Linked DNA regions of Homo sapiens: region 1 is linked to region 2. A link is a contact called in ENCODE Hi-C data. All regions are on one chromosome and are shown on one strand. The core of a region is the stretch at or near the end of the contact, and the rest is flanking DNA. Distances in the headings are between cores, read along the strand shown. Region 1 holds the start of PSTK (phosphoseryl-tRNA kinase). Region 2 holds the start of ATE1 (arginyltransferase 1).

What was found. A loop is a pair of places that touch in the nucleus more often than their neighbours do. Pooled maps may share reads with other maps.
Region 1: a loop to region 2 is called in a pooled map, with 15 times the contacts of the local background. The contact joins the promoter of PSTK here to the promoter of ATE1 in region 2. A Hi-C loop is called at or near these places in 9 of 50 pooled maps.

The regions. Positions count from the first base shown.
Region 1 is chr10:122,978,939-122,981,835 of GRCh38, forward strand. PSTK (phosphoseryl-tRNA kinase) reads left to right here and starts at 1,463. Exons shown (of 6, transcript NM_001363531.2): 1 at 1,463-1,757. The coding sequence starts at 1,542. RefSeq lists an enhancer at 1,475-1,794.
Region 2 is chr10:121,926,781-121,929,539 of GRCh38, forward strand. It overlaps ATE1 (arginyltransferase 1), which reads right to left and starts at 1,251. Exons shown (of 12, transcript NM_001001976.3): 1 at 1,064-1,251. The coding sequence starts at 1,169. It also overlaps the pseudogene ATE1OSP. RefSeq lists enhancers at 463-612, 1,151-2,017 and silencers at 923-1,342, 1,533-1,832.

The sequences.
Region 1 (2,897 bases), core at 213-2,712, 1.1 Mb after region 2:
CAATAATGATAAAATGTCATGAAATAAAGAGTTTAACTCATTGCTCTTCACTTTCAGTCCAAAGGAAAATGAGATTATTTGTAAGTGCTTCATACAAATTATATCAGCTTTAGCAGGTTACTCGTCATATTTTGACACAGTATACACTGATTTTGTCCTTACGTCTTCACATTTTGAACATACCCTTTACAGGTAAGAAGGAATTATCCCCTAAAATATAAGGATAAAAGAATCTGGAATCTAGGCCCGACGCGGTGGCTCACGCCTGTAATACCAGCACTTTGGGAAGCCGAGGCGGGTGGATCATTTGCGGTCAGTTCAAGACCAGCCTGTCCAACATGAGGAAACCCCGTTCTTACTGAAAATACAAAAATTAATTGGGCAGTAGTGGTGTTCGCCTGTAATCCCAGCTACTCGGGAGGCTGAGGCAGGAGAATCCCTCGAGCCTGAGAGGCGGAGGTTGCGGTGAGCCGAGATCGGACCACTGCACTCCAGTCCGGGCGAGAGAGTGAGACGCTGTCTCAAAAAACAAAAAACTGTAATCTGAATTCAATTTTTCTACAACACACCCCCAGACAAAAAAAACTTGGCCAGCCGCGGTGGCTTGCGCCTGTAATCTTTGGGAGGCCGAGGCGGGCGGATCACAAGGTCAGGAAATCGAGACCATCCTGGCTAACATGGTGAAACCCCGTCTCCACTAAAAATACAAAAAGTTAGCTGGGCCTGGTGGCAAGCGCCTGTATTCCCAGCTACTCGGAGGCTGAGGCAGGAGAATGGCGTGAACCCAGGAGGCGGAGGTTGCAGAGGTTGCAGTGAGCCGAGATTGCGCCACTGCACTCCAGCCTGGGCGACAGAGCGAGACTCCGTCTTAAAAACAAACAAAAAACAAAAACTTGTTTTGTACCTCTCCATAGCTTAGTATTACTTTTTAACACAAACACCTATTGTTCTCTGTCTGCATGCACTGGAATTGAGGTCTGTGGATGTGCCTTTCCTGACAATATTTCTTCACGCTTGCTGCCCACTGGTGCTGTGAGGGCACAATAACGAATGTTTACTTTGCCCTTGCACTCTTCACATCTGGGAACCGCAAAGGAGCGCGGTGGTCGGACTGTCAGCCTCGCCTTCTATTCTTTGATTTCCAGTAACTTATTTTCGAAAGATTGCTGGAGGGAAAGGCTCAACGTCTCTTTTGGGATTTTCCTAAGCAGAAAGACCTCATCCTAACAAAACTGAGGCGCCAATCCTACTGGCTGGCAACTTTCGGCAGGGAGGGTGATTCTATTTGAAGATCAATCCTAACTCTGGGACCCCTTGGGAATGTCCAGGAGCTAGGAACGCAGCGCCGCGGTCTCTCCAGCCTCTGGTCCCTGGGAGCAAGCAGGGCACCGGTGGAGCAGGTGCCTCTGGGGCCGCACGGAAACCCAGCTAGGCCAGTTCCTCCACTGCGCCGGTAGGCGGCGGAGACGCTGCGCGTGCGCGCAGGGCAGACGGTAGAGCGGAGACGACGCTCCCAGACTCCTCCGGTCTCCCCGGGCAGCATGAAGACCGCCGAGAACATCAGAGGAACCGGCAGCGACGGGCCGCGGAAACGAGGCCTCTGCGTCCTCTGTGGCCTCCCCGCGGCAGGAAAATCGACTTTCGCGCGCGCCCTCGCCCACCGGCTGCAGCAGGAGCAGGGTTGGGCCATCGGTGTTGTCGCGTATGATGACGTCATGCCCGACGCGTTTCTCGCCGGGGCAAGAGCGCGACCGGCGGTCAGCACGGAGGGGCGGGGCCTGGGCCGCGGGGCGGGGCGGGGCGGGGCGGGGCGGGGCGGGGACACTCGCGTCCACGCGGTCCTGGGTGATTTGCCATGAGCGCCCATTGCTTGGTGTGGGAGGTGAAGTTCGAGAAAAGTGGAGCTGGGTTAACATAGTTACTGCAGAGGGTGAATGCGTTGGCTGTAGAAAGTGGTTACAAAGCCAACTGTTAGAACGATGCATTTTAGATGCTTATCTGTATATTTGATGCATGTATATGTTGTATATTCTATACAGTTGAGTCTTCAGACAGGGTCAGGTTCTCAAGTCAGCGTGCAAGGTGGAAAGCCCCTATAGTCAAATGCACTGTCGAAAATCCCTTAGGAAGTTTCTCCTTAGGAGAGGGAAAGAAGTTCTAAAACTTGAACGTCTAGCTACGGGTGGATTCAGGTTTTGTAATTTGAGGAATCCTCTTTAAGAAAAGGAATAAAAACTATAAGTAACAAAATTTCTGGGGTCCCTCAGAACGATAGAAAGAGGCTGTACAAATGCATTATCAGACCTATGAAGCTTAATCTTTGTTCATCTCAAAGTAAATCTGCCTCTGCCAGCTTTGGGAAGGATGGCTGTTTCTTAGTTGACCACCAGAGGAAGTAATGGGTTTGTATTTACGGAAAAACTTGTATGTTCCAAATACATCTCTTTAAGCCCTCCTCATCTCACACTCAGCACAGTGAGATACATCCTCTTGGAGAAGCATGTGGAAACTGAGACCACTGGGGGAAGAGTAGATTACATTCGTGTTTCTCATGCTCACTCTTGAGTAAATACTCTTTGAAATATTCTGAAATGTTAACATTATTATTTTTGTTGTTTAATGCCTAATGTAGATGAATTTACAGAAATCAAATGCAAATGTTATGTGACTCTACTTTCTAAGTATATATACAAAAATACAGTACATTTGGTGCATGGGCTCTCCAGCAAGGTGTATCTACTTTCTCATTCTTGGTTAATTGTGAAGTAAGTGCAGTGTCAGGATAGCGCAGGATTGACCTGGATGATAGTATTTTCAACACTTCGGAGAAAGCTGAAAGTTGTCGATAGGGATTGTTGTATTTGCTGGCTTTCCCTTCACTTGTATTATGTTGTTTT
Region 2 (2,759 bases), core at 1-2,500:
GTAATCATGTCGCATAAGCCATTTGCATCCTGTTGATTTTCTCCGTTTAAGTCCAAACTGGAAGCATTTTTCCATTTAGTCTTCATAATCCTCACTTCTAACGATTGCATAACTGTCTACTCAAAACCGCTGCCCACAAGTAGCACTTAATAAACACTTTTAATGAAGGAGCAAATGCACACACCGTTATCGACCAAATCATTCCCCACTTACACCTTTTTCATGGAAAATGCCTGTGTGTTTTCATGCGAATCTCGTTTTCCACAAAGCTAGACTGTTCTATTAAAATAATAGAGTCTACATTCTATATTGGCAAATGCATGGCAAGAGAGGAAATAAACACGATGTTTTGTTTACCAGCAACAAATCTCCCCCAAAGAAATCTGAATCACGATGGAAAAACAAAACAAACTTGTGGGCTGGCTTTGCTGTCGTCCGGGTGGGTGGAGGAAAGACACGGCATATAAGCAAATGGTAAAAATTTCAAACAGATCAGGACAAACAGAATCCCTCGCCGGTAGCGACCGCGGTCACCAGTTTCTTGTCCTTTTTTTTTTTAACTTTTTTTTTTTTTAACCCAGAGATGCAAAGGGCTCATCCTTCCTGTACATTCGTCCAGGGAAGTCTGATTCATACATGACCGGCACCTGTGTGCACACCCACAGCTCCCTCTGCACCGCGTTTCGCCCTCGCTCCCGGGACGCTCCCACCGCAGCACCCACCGGTCAGCCCCGGCCATTAACTACGGCTCTGGGGCGTTCCCTGGCACTGCGCGCCGTCCTTCACCTCACACAATCTACCCCAGACGGGCGTCCGTCTCCCGACTCTGGGGAGACCACCACGATTTCGAGAGTACGGGCACCGGTTAGGATTTTCCTGCAGAACAGGCACCGCGAAGCTGCCCCGCTAAGCCGGCGCCGCGGCCCTCCCGAGAGTGCCCCCTCCGTCTCGGCCGTGGCACTGGGGCCAGGGGCTCCGGCCCCCTCGCGTCCTCGCTGGGGGACCCTGGGATCCCGAGACCCGGGCGCCCGGCTTCCCACGCCCGCCGGCCCGGCTCGCTCACCATTGGAGCGGCTGCCCGACTCGTTCTTGCAGTAGCCGCAGCGGTAGAAGTCCTCGCTAGGGAAATAGTCCACGACGCTGGGCGAACCCCCCGCCCAGAAAGCCATGGCCTCGGCCCCGCGAACGCTCAGCCGCCCGGCCCCGCGTCGCTAGCGCGGCCGCCGCCGCCACCCCACAATGCAGCGCGCCGCCCGGGAGCCTCCCGAGGCTCGCGCGAAGCCACTCGGGCGCCCGCAGGCCCGGCCGGCCCGGCGCCTCTTGGAGCTGACGCCGCCCGCGCCATCTTGACCGAGGGCAGCTTTCCACTATTTCCGTTCCTTCTCCATAAGGGGCCGCCGTCGTCAGTGAGGGTGAGGCGGAGAGACAGAGCGGGAAGGGAAACAGGATGGGGAGAGTCAAGAGGGGAAGGGAAGCGGGAGTCGGGGTGCGAGCCTGCCCTTTCCCCCGCCGAGGGCCTGTGCGGGGCGCGGCGGCCGCGCCAACTCCGGCGTCGGGAACACTCACCGCAGGACGCTTTGCCCTCCTTGGAATCGCAGTAGCCGCAGTGGTAGCCGGCCCTGAGGCCCTTGTATTCCACCACCGACGCCATGGCCGCCGCGAGGGTCCGCTCGGGCCGACCACGCCTCTTGGCGCCCGGGGCCGACCTCGGCGAAGCGCTGGGGCCCGCGGCGGGAGGGGTGGAGAGCGAAGCCTGGCGCGGGGACCCGTGGGCGGGGATGGTGGTCGTGTCCCCAAGCCCTGCGTTTGGGCCGGTGCTTCCCACAGCTGTGCGTTATCAGCCCCATTTCACAGGTAAGGAAACTGAGGACCGGAGGTTGTGATTATCCCAAAGTCATTCCCGGCGGGTCTCGGATTGAAAGTCAGGCCGCCCCTGGCCACCGTGTAAGTGACTTGCTGGAGCTGCTTCCAGACCAGCTGGCACGCACTCCAGTGCCCTGAATACAAGAACACAAGCAGGTATTCCGTGAATGGCGAGGGTTCGCAAATTAAAGAACTCTTAACGGCTTTTAAAGGAAACAACTGTCAGCTAGAGACAGTTGCTGTCTTGTACCACTATAAGTCCGGTGCCTCATACGATTTTTAATGAGATGCTGGAAATACAGGGTTTGTTTGTTTTTTTTAACTCTACAGTCCAAACAAAACAGTTTTACAGGCTGAATCCAGCCCATGGGCCTCCATTTTGCAACCACTATTTTAAGGAAGATTTAAGGAATAAGAGTCTAGGGCAAAATATAAAATTGAGGCTCATGCCTGTAATCCCAGCACTTTGGGAGGCCGAGGCGGGCGTATCATGAGGTCAGGAGATTGAGACCATCCTGGCTAACACGTGAAACCCCGTCTCTACTAAAAATACAAAAAATCAGCCTGGCGTGGTGGTGGGCGCCTGTAGTCCCAGCTAGTCGGGAGGCTGAGGCAGGAGAATGGTGTGAACCCGGGAGGCGGAGCTTGCAGTGAGCCGAGATCACGCCGCTGCACTCCAGCCTGTGTGACAGAGCAAGACTCCATCTCAAAAAAATTTTTTAAAAAATGAGTTCCAGGGGCGGGCGCGGTGGCTCACGCCTGTAATCCCAGCACTTTGGGAGGCCGAGGCGGGTGGATCACGAGGTCAGGAGATAAGAGACCATCCTGGCTAACATGGTGAAACCCCTTCTCTACTAAAAAATACAAAAAATTAGCGGGACGTGGTGGCACGCGCC